Linked DNA regions of Homo sapiens: regions 1 and 2 are each linked to region 3. The links are chromatin contacts, found by Hi-C or POLR2A ChIA-PET in ENCODE. All regions are on one chromosome and are shown on one strand. The core of a region is the stretch at or near the end of the contact, and the rest is flanking DNA. Distances in the headings are between cores, read along the strand shown.

Region 1 (3,562 bases), core at 484-2,983, 1.4 Mb before region 3:
GAGGAGTTCAAGACCAGCCCGGCCAACATGAAACCCCGTCTCTACTAAAAAAATAGAAAAACTAGCTGTGTGCGGTGGTGCACACGTGTAATCCCACCTACTCGGGAGGCTGAGACAGGAGATTCGCTTGAACCCGAGAGGCGGAAGTTGGAGCGAGCCGAAATTGCGCCACTACACCCCAGCCTGGGCGTCAGAGCGAGACTCAGTCTCAAAAAAACAGAAAACAGAAAAAAGAAAAAAAAATGAATCCTCAGAAAATGGGATTTATTGGTAGAAGGCGGAGAAAGAATATACCACACCCTTCGATTAGATATGTAAATAGTTAACTACTCACGGGCCTTGCCTGTGGACTCAAGTAAGGTTCAAAATCATCATCGTTTAATCCATCCTTTTGATGTACAGATCCATTTTGTACTAAAGAAAAAAAAATTCAATTAGGAGTGTCCCAATCCTACAATCTTCCTTTCAAATTAGTTCATATATGCTAACCAGAGAAAAACCTTACTAGTTAACAAAGCACGTAAGATTGAACTTCAAAAGGGTAAGAGATGACAGTGAATGCTGAAGCGACAGTCGCCAGTGAAAATGTCCCCCTCCACCCAGAGCAAGTTGATCTAAAAAGGTCATTTTATTGGCTCCTCTGGATTTCCATTCCCTCCCGCTTCCCCTCCCCCATCACATGAGAGTACTTCCAGAGAGTGATCCACGAGGATGAAAAACAAAGGCCTTCTAAGACCTACAGGAAACTAAGGACCTGGAGCGTTTCAAAACCCAATCCACCCCCACCCTTAATGAATTACTCCTTGTTAGCGAAAAAGCTGTTCGCCAGCTGCAAGAACACACCGAAAGGGTCAAAATACTTAAGTGTGCGGCACCTGCGAACTAAGCGGCTTCCGAAAGGTCCTCCGCCCGGGGCGCTTCCCGGAGACCCCGCCCCCACCGCCCCGCGTCCCCCTCCCGGCTCAGGGCCACCGGCGGAGCGGGACTTACCTTTGTTTCCTTGACCTTTTGGTCTCTGCAGGGGAAGGAAACGTCGCCGAGCAGCAAGTTGTCCAAAGGAGAAATGGAAAAGGAAGAACAAATTAAGGCAGGGCCCGAAGGGAGAATAAAGGAGCAGGCCCGAGGGGAGGCGTCAGGAATGGTAGTGAGGAAGAGGCTGAAAATGGGAGGCGGGGGAAAGCGCCAGGCCCGTGGGGCAGGGGAGAAAACGCGGCAGACGCGCCACCGGCGACGCGAGGAACCCAGGGCTTTAAGGAAGGGGAAGGAAACAAGGAAGGAAAACGAGGCCCGCCGAGAGAAGGGAACGCGGCGCGGCCCGGCCCGTGGGCTCCGAGGCCCGAGGAGAAGCGGGAAGAACAGGCTGAGGGAGAGGCGCCGGGCGCGGCCGGCCTGAGAGGCCCGAAACCTGGCCCGCAAGAGACGACGCCTCGGCTCGGCTCGGCCTGCCCAGGAGCGGCGGGCCCGGGCCTAGTCGGGCTCCTTCTCGCCTCACACAATGGCCGAGGCATGCGGGCCGGGCCTGTACCTGCTCCAAGAGGCTGCTGGCCGACATGGCTCTCAGATCCTCACGGGCGGCGACGGCGGCGAACTCTCCTCAGCGCGGCGGCGGCGGCAGATGAGCCCCGTCTGCGGGAGCAGGCGGAGGCTTTTGTCCCTGACACTCGGGGGCCTCGGCGGACGCAGCGGAGACACAGCGCGCGGCTCAGGCTCCGGCTCCGACTCGGCGACGCTCTAGCCCAAGAGCTCAATGCCCGTCTCTATGCTTTTACGCGCGCGCCCGCCCCCCACCGCCTAAAGCAGAGCGCCGAACAGCGGAGGCGGGCGGCGCGCGCGGCGCGAGCGCTGACTCTCACATTCACTCACCCACGCGGAAGGGGCCCGGCGCGAAGAACCCCGGGAAGGGAGAGGCCGGCCGCTGCGCCCTCTGGCGGATTGGAGGAGCGGAAGCCGTGCTCACGGCCTCCCCGCCCCCACCGCCCCAGGATTAAGGCCTAGGGGGTTTGGGACGACCAGGGTCGCACCACGAGGTTTCGACTAACACCTGGAAAGACTAGCTCTGGCTTCAGAAGAACGACAAAAGCCGGTTTCTCAGTGAGGGAGGGGCCTCCGAAGCCCGCGAGACCTTAAAATGAACCTGCCTTCCAGCTGCAAGTGATACCCCACCCCCATCTGGGAGGTAACCCGACCCCTAGGGAGTCACACAGTCCCCAGGGAAACTTCATGGGGGCCCTGTCCGGGAGTGACCCGCCCCCGCCCCCGCGAGGGGCTTGGTCATCCTCTGTTAGCCGACTACAGAAAGAGTACCCAGAGAGCAAAACACACACCGAAAGAATCCAGTCTCCCGCAAAAGAGATTCACCCCTTAGCATTGCAGGAAGGAGAATCTACAATTTATTTTCGGGGAAATCGCTGGCCCCAAGATAATCTGTTAAATTGTGGACTTTATTTCCAAGAAAAATACACCTCATGCATCTACACAAAACTTTCAAGGAGTCCGGAGAACCTATGAATCTTAAGGACCTCAAGAGGGAAGCAAGGAAATTAACATTATTGAAATACCAGCTGTGGGCCAGGCTTTGTTGTTAGGTATTTTCAAACACATTAAAGTCTTTCGACAACTTCAAAATCGCTATCAGTCTTTCGGTTTTTTACGACTGGAAAAACAGAAAGCTTAAGTAATGTGCCCAAGTTTACAAAACTATTAAATAGCCAGGTGTATCTGACACTAACATAATGGTATCTCTCTACCCCTACGAGACTCTGTATTAGGGAACCAGAATATAGGGGAGATGCAAAGGATGGGCAAAAGTATTTTCAATCAGAAGCAAAGCCAACTCATGCAGGAATATTTGATACTAGGAAAGCCCATCTAATAGCTTTTGTTATTGCAAGTACGTCGTGGTAAACAGGTAACTAATGCACTAATTGTCAACCTCGTACTATCCACACGCTGGATATAGGAGGCTTGGGTGGACTCGGTAAAATAAATAACATGGCATCTTGGATTTAACATCATAATTTGGTCAAAGTGCTCAAAGCACTTTTTTTCTCTGCCCATAATCACATTTATGGTAGGAATGAGTAAGGTCAGGCACCAAAGGTGAAGGACTTTTAATGGAGACAGTAAAATGTCAAGTCTGGGAGCATAGATTCCATCAAGGGAATAGAATAAACCTAGTAATACTTCTTTTTAAAGATACTCGGCTACGGCGGGCGCGGTGGCTCATGTTTGTAATCCCAGCACTTTGGGAGGCCAAGGCGGGCCGGATCATGAGGTCAGAAGATCGAGACCATCCTGGCCAACATGGTGAAATCTCGACTCTACTAAAAATACAAAAATTAGCTGGGCATGGTGCCATGCACCTGTAGTCCCAGCTAATCGGAGGCTGAGGCAGGAGAATCGCTTGAACCCGGGAGGCAGAGGTTGCAGTGAGCCGAGATCACGCCATTACACTCCAGCCTGGGCAACAGAGCGAGACTCGTCTCAAAATAAATAAATAAATAAATAACAAATAATAATAATCAGCCACTTAGCTCCATGGCCCAGATTTATGTATAAACTG
Region 2 (3,669 bases), core at 1,116-3,615, 1.0 Mb before region 3:
TGCAGTGAGCTGTTATTGTGCCACTGCGTTCCAGCCTGGGTGACAGATTGAGACTCTGTCTCAAAGAAATAAAAAGTTGTACTAAGTATTTTTTCAAGCTACTCACAATAAACCAAAGTTCTAAAGATCTGTTGTTTAACAATGTTAATATACTTAACAATACAGAACTGTACACTTAAATATGTTAAGATGGCAATTTTTTTTTTTTTTTGAGACAGAGTCTCACTCTGTCGCCCAGGCTGGAGTGCAGTGGCGCGATCTCGGCTCACTGCAACCTCTGCCTCCCAGGTTCACACCATTCTCCTGCCTCAGCCTCCTGAGTAGCTGGGACTACAGGTGCCCGCCACCACGCCGGGCTAATTTCTTTTGTATTTTTAGTAGAGACAGGGTTTCACTGTGTTAGCCAGGATGGTCTCCATCTCCTGACCTCGTGATCCGCCCACCTCGGCCTCCCAAAGTGCTGGGATTATACGCGTGAGCCACCATGCCCAGCCAAGATGGCAAATTTAGTATGTTTAGTGCATATAAAACTATAATTTAAAGTAACAGTTAAAAACATAGCTGGGTGCCAGAAACTGTGCAGGCTGCTTTTGTGTTAAGTCTCTCATCTTAAGGGAAGCTGAACAGAGAAGAGGAAAACAGGTAATCCAAGTTCCCTAGTTCACTTACCCTGCAACAGGTACTCCATCATGTTAATGGTGCCCCCAGTGACAGGCATCATGGTGACTGGAGGTGCCTCCATGGTGTCTAAGTTGAAGACAACACAACTGGACTCAGAGCCCCCAGTCAGGTAAGGCACGGGATATACCTGGAAAAGAGTTCACTTGTTTATACATCAAAGTGGTGGAGAGAGACCAGATCTGTTGTGGCACTGGCCTTCAAATCAAAGATTCATTCATTCAAAAACGTTTGAGTATTTCCTTATATGGCCAGTTCCAGGAACTGATGACACAGAAATATAGAAAGGAGATCTGGTCATGGAGTTACAGCATTACCTTCTAGTCTCAAGTTCTGAAACCTCCACATTACCTGTGCAATCTTGAGAAAGTCCTATCTATAACCCCTCACCCTGGGACTCAATGTCTTCCTTATAAAATGAGGCCAGTGATTTTTTTTTTTTTTTTTTTTTGAGACGGAGTTTCACTCTTGTCGCCCAGGCTGGAGTGCAATGGCGCAATCTCTGTTCACTGCAGCCTCTGCCTCCCAGGTTCAAGCGATTCTCCTGTCTCAGCCTCCCGAGTAGCTGGGATTACAGGCGCCCGCAACCAAGCCCAGCTAATTTTTTTTGTATTTTTAGTAGAGACGGGGTTTCGTCATGTTGGCCAGGTTGGCCTCGAACTCCTGGCCTCAGGTGATACTCAGGTGATCCGGCCTCCCAAAGTGCTGGCATTACAGGTGTGAGCCACCGTGCCCGGCCAAAGGCCAGTGATTTTTAACTCCCAAGGCTATGTGGCTCAAACGAGATAATAAAGAGGCAACAAAATTCAGAAGAACTGAAAAAGTGACTTAAGGGACCTTCGTTTTATAGATGAGGATATTGAGACTTGGAGAGGGACAGAAGGATACACACAGCAAGTTGGTAGCAGAGTTTGGACCAAACTAACATCTAGGCGTTCTATCTCTCTGAAAATGCCTTCCCCCGTACGCTTTTCTTTTTTGGTGACAGGATCTCGCTCTGTAGCCCAGGCTGCAGTGCAGTGGGGAGTTCCTAGCTCACTATAACCTCGAACTCCTGGGCTCAAGCCGAGTAGCTGGGACTACTACAGGCGGGAGACCACACTGCGGCTAGCCTAAAAATGCCTTTTAAAGAGAGCCAAGGCCGGGCGCGGTGGCTCACGCCTGTAATCTCAGTACTTTGGGAGGCCGAGGCCGGCGGATCAACTGGAGGTTGGGAGTTCGAGACCAGCCTGACCAACATGAAGAAACCCCGACTCTACTAAAAATACAAAAAATTAGCCAGGCCTGGTGGCGAGCGCCTGTAATCCCAGCTCCTCAGGAGGCTGAGGCAGGAGAATCGCTTGAACCCGGAAGGCGAGGTTGCGGTGAGCCGAGATCGCGCCATTGCACTCCAGCCTGGGCAACAAGAGCGAAACTCCGTCTCAAAAAAAAAAAAAAAAAAAAAAAGAGAGAGAGAGCCAAGGGGAAGTTATTTTAAGATGATGGTATATAGGTCCTTCTAAGCCGGCATCCATAACACGTATCCAATTAAACACTAGAAGCACACCTCCTTGAGGCTGTAGTGTCTTCTCGAGAAGCCGGGAATTATATCCACCCGCGCACCTAGGAGCTTTTGAGCGACGATTAGATACCAGCACTCCGGTTACCCGAGCCCGGGAAGCCCCCAGATCGGTGCAACCAGCCAACTTCCTCCTCTTCTCACTTCCGGTCGGAAGCCGACGTCTCACAAACCTCGAAACTGCCGTTCCCAAACGTATGGGTGCCGAGAAGGCCGAAGAGCTTCATTGCGGACAGACAATCAGAGGCGCATGCGCAAAATTCCGGGCTGCTGTATGAAAGATGGCGGCCTCCTTTGGCGCTTTCCTCCGGGCGCTACCTGGATCCTTGACGTCATAGGCCATGCTCTAGGAAAATCTTTTTAGGTTTGACAACCTGGAGATGTATTTGTGTAGAAAGTCTCTTGGAACTGATAGGACTTACAGAGATTATAGTGGGTTTCAAAAGAAAAAAGAACTGAGGGGTTGGGCGCGGTGGCTCACGCCTGTAACCCCAGCACTTTGGGAGGCCGAGGCAGGCGGATCACTTGAGGTCAGGAGTTCGAGACCAGCCTGGCCAAGATGGTAAAACTCCGTCTCCATTAAAAATACAAAAATTAGCCGGGCATGGTGACGCGCGCCTGTAATCCCAGCTACTAGGGAGGCTGAGGTGGGAGAATCGCTTGAACGCGGGAGGCGGAAGTTGCAGCGAACCGAGATCGCGCCACTGCATTGTAGCCTGGGCTACAGAGAGAGACTCTGTCTCAAAAAAAAAAAAGAGTCTGGAAAAGGAGTAGGTCCAGATCCAGGAGTACTCTGCAGTGCCATACCAAAGAATACATGTGAGCTTTAAAAGAACCCTGGCTACAACATGGAGAAAAGTTTGGGAAAGGAGAGAGCCTAGAGAAAAAAGACCAGGCCGGACACGGTGGCTCAGGCCTGTAATCCCAGCACTTTGGGAGGCCAAGGCGGGCAGATGGCTTGAGTTCAGGAATTCAAGACCAGCCTGAACAACATGGTGAAACCCTGTGTCTACAAAAAATACAAAAAATTAGCTGAACGTAGTGGCTCGCACCTGCAGTCCCAGCTACTTGGGAGGCTGAGGTGGGAGGATTGCTTGAGTCCAGGAGGCAGAGGTTGCAGTGAGCTGAGATAGCGCCACTGCACTCCAGCCTGTGCAACAGAGGGAGATCCTGTCTGGAAAAAAATTAAAGAAAAACGACCAGTTAGGCGCTTTGGTACAACTCCAGCTGAGAAACAAATGTCAGAAAAAGATTTTAAAAATGTAAAAAGAGGACAGGCGCGGTGGCTCACGCCTGTAATCCCAGCACTTTGGGAGGCCGAGGGGGGTGGATCACGAGGTCAGGAGATCGAGACCATCCTGGCTAACGGTGAAACCCTGTCTCTACTAAAAATACAGAAAATTAGCTGGGCGTAGTGGCGGGCGCCTGTAGTC
Region 3 (3,465 bases), core at 462-2,961:
AACTATCTGGGAACACAGGGGTCACTTAGCACATGTGTTAGAAGAACACTGAATGAATTAATGTGCACATTTTCCTAAGATTTTATTTCACTATTTATTTTGAGACGGAGTTTCACTGTGTTGCCCATGCTGAAGTGCAGTGGTGCAATCTCGGCTCACTGCAAACTCCACTTCCCGGGTTGAGGCGATTCTCCTGCCTCAGCTTCCAGAGTAGCTGGGATTACAGGCACGTGCCACTATGCCCAGCTAATTTTTGTATTTTTAGTAGAGACGGGTTTCGCCACGATGGCCAGGTTGGTCTCGAACTACCTACCGATCCACCCTCCACTGCCTCCCAGAGTGCTGGGATTACAGGCATGAGCCACCGCGCCTGTCCCAATATTTTATTTTTAAAGAACAGATTTGGATGCTCTTATATGCATAAGTACTTGAAAACACAAAATAATTCAAGTATTTTAACATAATTCAAAAACTACGATCTTTTTAGAATCAGCAACACCTAAGGCCCCAAATGATCCCTTCTCCACATCACCACTGGCTGTTATTGATAGCGGAACAAGCTATCCCATCAGGTGAGAGTGGATAAGATGTAGTGCAAAGAGCAAGTTAGATCAGAAGACTGAGCTCTTCATGCCTTTGCTTATTGGGGTGCGAACCTGATCAAGACACTTAATGCTACAAGCAGCTCAGCTTCACCATCTGAGAAGATAACCTACCTTAGAAAATGGATGTTTAATTCTGATAAAATGGGTGTTTAAGAGCTTGGCAAACTATCCAGCACGGTGAGGAGGGGTTACGTTTATCAGCTGTCAAGGTTGAAGCAGGAGGGCAAACCACCTCTCCCCATATGAGAGCTCCTCCCAAAAGGCGCCAAGTAGTACCAGAGCACCTGCTTCTCCCCTGACAAAGGCTGATGTTACAGAAAGAACTTTGGTCTGGGAGGCAGACAACCTGGGATCTAAACCCAGTTTGCAACTGAGATGGCACGTGAGACAAAGGGTTGGACTCTCAGATCTCTGGGGGCCCTTCCAATGTTGACATCCCAGGATCTCGTGTGGTCCCAACCAAACTCCCACTCTTGCTCCCAGACCCAGCAGTATGTCTGGAATATGGTAAGCGACCAGTAAGCATTTGCTCAATGAGAGAATAAACCAGTGAATTAATAAAAATGTCTCCTCAGATCCGATAAGGGGCTCCCTCTTCTACACACTCACAGCTCGAGTCTCCCAGCCACTTGCCCTTTCCTGCTGGCCTACAACTCTCTCCCTGGCTACACCAGGTGTATTGAGAGCAGGGAGCGTGTCCCAGCCGTGTGCACAAACTGGCACTACATGGATGGCGGGGTTCTGGTGACTGGGCGAGGCGTGCGGGCCAGACCCGAGGAAAAGGCTTGCTGCGCGTTGGGGCCGGAGGCTAGCCCGGCCCGACTCCGGCTCTCCCTGGGCCCTCCTCGTCCCCAGGCGGATGCCGGAAGAGACTCACGTGAGCACCGGGATGGGCGTCCACACCACGCAGTAGGGGAAGCGACTCCGTTCCACATCCATGGCGACGCCGCCGGAGCCTTGATATTGCTTCATGTCCGTCTCGGCCGCCGTCGGCGCCTCCACTTCCGCCATCCTGGGCGGGGGTGGCGGCGGCGGCAACAAGAGCAGAGAACTCCCTTCCGCTTCCGCCATGCGGCGCGCGCCCCGCTCCGACTGGCCCCGGCTCTGGTGCCGCTCGTCCCCATGGCGTCACTTCCCGGAGATGGGGTCCGCCCCGCTTGGCCTTCCCCCGGGAATCCGAGCCGCGTTCCTCTGGGCCCGGCCAGCCCCGCCCCACTCCCTATGCGCCTGCCAGCCCCGAGTCTTTGCCGCTTATGCCCCGCGGCTGCAGAAGGGATGCTCTCAGGCAGTTCGCAGTCTAGCGCCGGAGACTTATAGAGAACTCTAATTCAGTACGCTGAGGGCTCCTAGGAGGTGTGGTACAGTCGCTATTTATTGAGCACTTCTTAGGTGCCAAGCACTTGACATGAATTGTTTCTAATCCCCATAAACTAATTAGACATCCAAATTAGGTATTCCCTCCTGTTACAGGTGAGAAACTGAGGTTCAAAAGGTGAGAGACCACGATGCAAACCCAAGTCTTTTTTTTTTTTTTTTTTTCTGAGGCGGAATTTTTTCTCTTGTTGCCCAGGCTGGAGGGCAATGGCACAATCTCGGCTCACTGCAACCTCCACCTCCCAGGTTCAGGCGATCCTGCCTCGGCCTCCCGAGTAGCTGGGATAACAGGCGCGTGCCACCACGCCCGGCTAATTTTTGTATTTTTAGTAGAGGTGGCGTTTCACCATGTTAGCCAGGATGGTCTCAAACTCCTGACCCTGTGATCCGCCCGCCTTGGCCTCCCAAAGTGCTGGGATTACAGGCGTGAGCCACCGCGCCTGGCCCAAACCCAAGTCTTATACCTCCCTTGCCCTTTTCATTCTGTGGCCCTCTCACGAGGTAGTGGTAGCATAAAGGAAGACACACACAGTTGTGTGTGCGCACGTGTGTGTGTGTGTGTGTTTTATTGTATATACAGGGAAGACTTGCTGGAAGATAGGATATTATTGAGTTGAGTCTTGATGTTTGCCATGTGGCACAGGAGTGGAAGTATGAGTGCAGCGGTACAAAGAAAGGAAGGCCGTGCAGAGCAGTGTGTGCAAGAGTGTGAATACTTACTGGAGTAAATCATAAGCCTTAGATGTGATCCAATCCCTTCATTGTACAAATGGGAAAACGGGCTCAGGGAAGTTAATTGTTTGAGATCACACACAACCATAATTAGAGAGAAGCCAGGCTCAAATGTTGGAGACTTTTGGCTTTTTAAAGGATGTCAAGACAAAGAAAATGAAGTCTACTGGGGTCTACTGGGGTGGGGAGGGGAAGTTGGGGACAGCCCAAAGTCAGAAGGAAGGCTGCCACTAAAAATCAGCCTTAAAGAAAAAAAAAAAAGAATAAAAAGAGTAATCAGGTAAAGGAAGGTATGGACAAATGCACTCAGGAAGTTAGGAGCTTCCCATTTGGGGAAGGTCCTTCTTCCACTGAATTACCCTCCCTCAATGCTGATCTATGGAGAGCTTGCTGTCCTGTTTGTAGCACCTAATATTTTCATGTTTTTTTGTGGGGGATGTCTGTCTCTGCTATAGAACTCTAAGGTCCTTGACTTCAGTAGCTGGCACAGTTCCTGGTGCAAAGCATATGCCCACTAGATGTTTACTGATTTATTAGGTGATTGAATAAATGGATGTTTTATAAAGACCTCAGAGATTCGCAGGCATGATAATGATTACAGTGGGTTAGAAAATGATTCTAACCCACTCCAAATTCTTTGAGCACGTTTGTACCTCTCCTTGACCCCTGTGCAGTGTGTGATCCTTGAAGGGCAACAACCAGCATCCAGCACAGGGTTTGGAATAGATTAGGTGTGTAGTTTACAGTTGTTGAG

The links. A loop is a pair of places that touch in the nucleus more often than their neighbours do. ChIA-PET counts read pairs that join two places held with the same protein, here RNA polymerase II (POLR2A). Pooled maps may share reads with other maps.
Region 1: a map of CD8-positive, alpha-beta T cell shows a loop between it and region 3 (12-fold over the local background). The contact joins the promoter of YTHDF2 here to the promoter of TMEM222 in region 3. A Hi-C loop is called at or near these places in 1 of 168 maps with a recorded cell type or tissue (CD8-positive, alpha-beta T cell), 1 of 37 single-sample maps with no recorded cell type and 5 of 50 pooled maps.
Region 2: a loop to region 3 is called in a pooled map, with 12 times the contacts of the local background. The contact joins the promoter of MED18 here to the promoter of TMEM222 in region 3. A Hi-C loop is called at or near these places in 6 of 50 pooled maps. POLR2A ChIA-PET finds 5 or more read pairs at or near these places in 2 of 52 experiments (WTC11 and activated B cell).

The regions. Positions count from the first base shown.
Region 1 is chr1:28,735,111-28,738,672 of GRCh38, reverse strand. YTHDF2 (YTH N6-methyladenosine RNA binding protein F2) reads right to left here and starts at 1,733. Exons shown (of 5, transcript NM_016258.3): 1 at 1,526-1,733; 2 at 991-1,015; 3 at 335-414. The coding sequence starts at 1,552. RefSeq lists enhancers at 1,127-1,236, 1,119-2,017, 2,337-2,386, 2,917-3,562.
Region 2 is chr1:28,327,736-28,331,404 of GRCh38, reverse strand. It overlaps MED18 (mediator complex subunit 18), which reads right to left and starts at 2,365. Exons shown (of 3, transcript NM_017638.3): 1 at 2,225-2,365; 2 at 670-808. The coding sequence starts at 742. RefSeq lists enhancers at 1,316-1,823, 1,824-2,331.
Region 3 is chr1:27,320,409-27,323,873 of GRCh38, reverse strand. It overlaps TMEM222 (transmembrane protein 222), which reads right to left and starts at 1,711. Exons shown (of 6, transcript NM_032125.3): 1 at 1,483-1,711. The coding sequence starts at 1,676. RefSeq lists enhancers at 656-1,202, 1,354-1,703, 1,203-1,750, 1,751-2,297.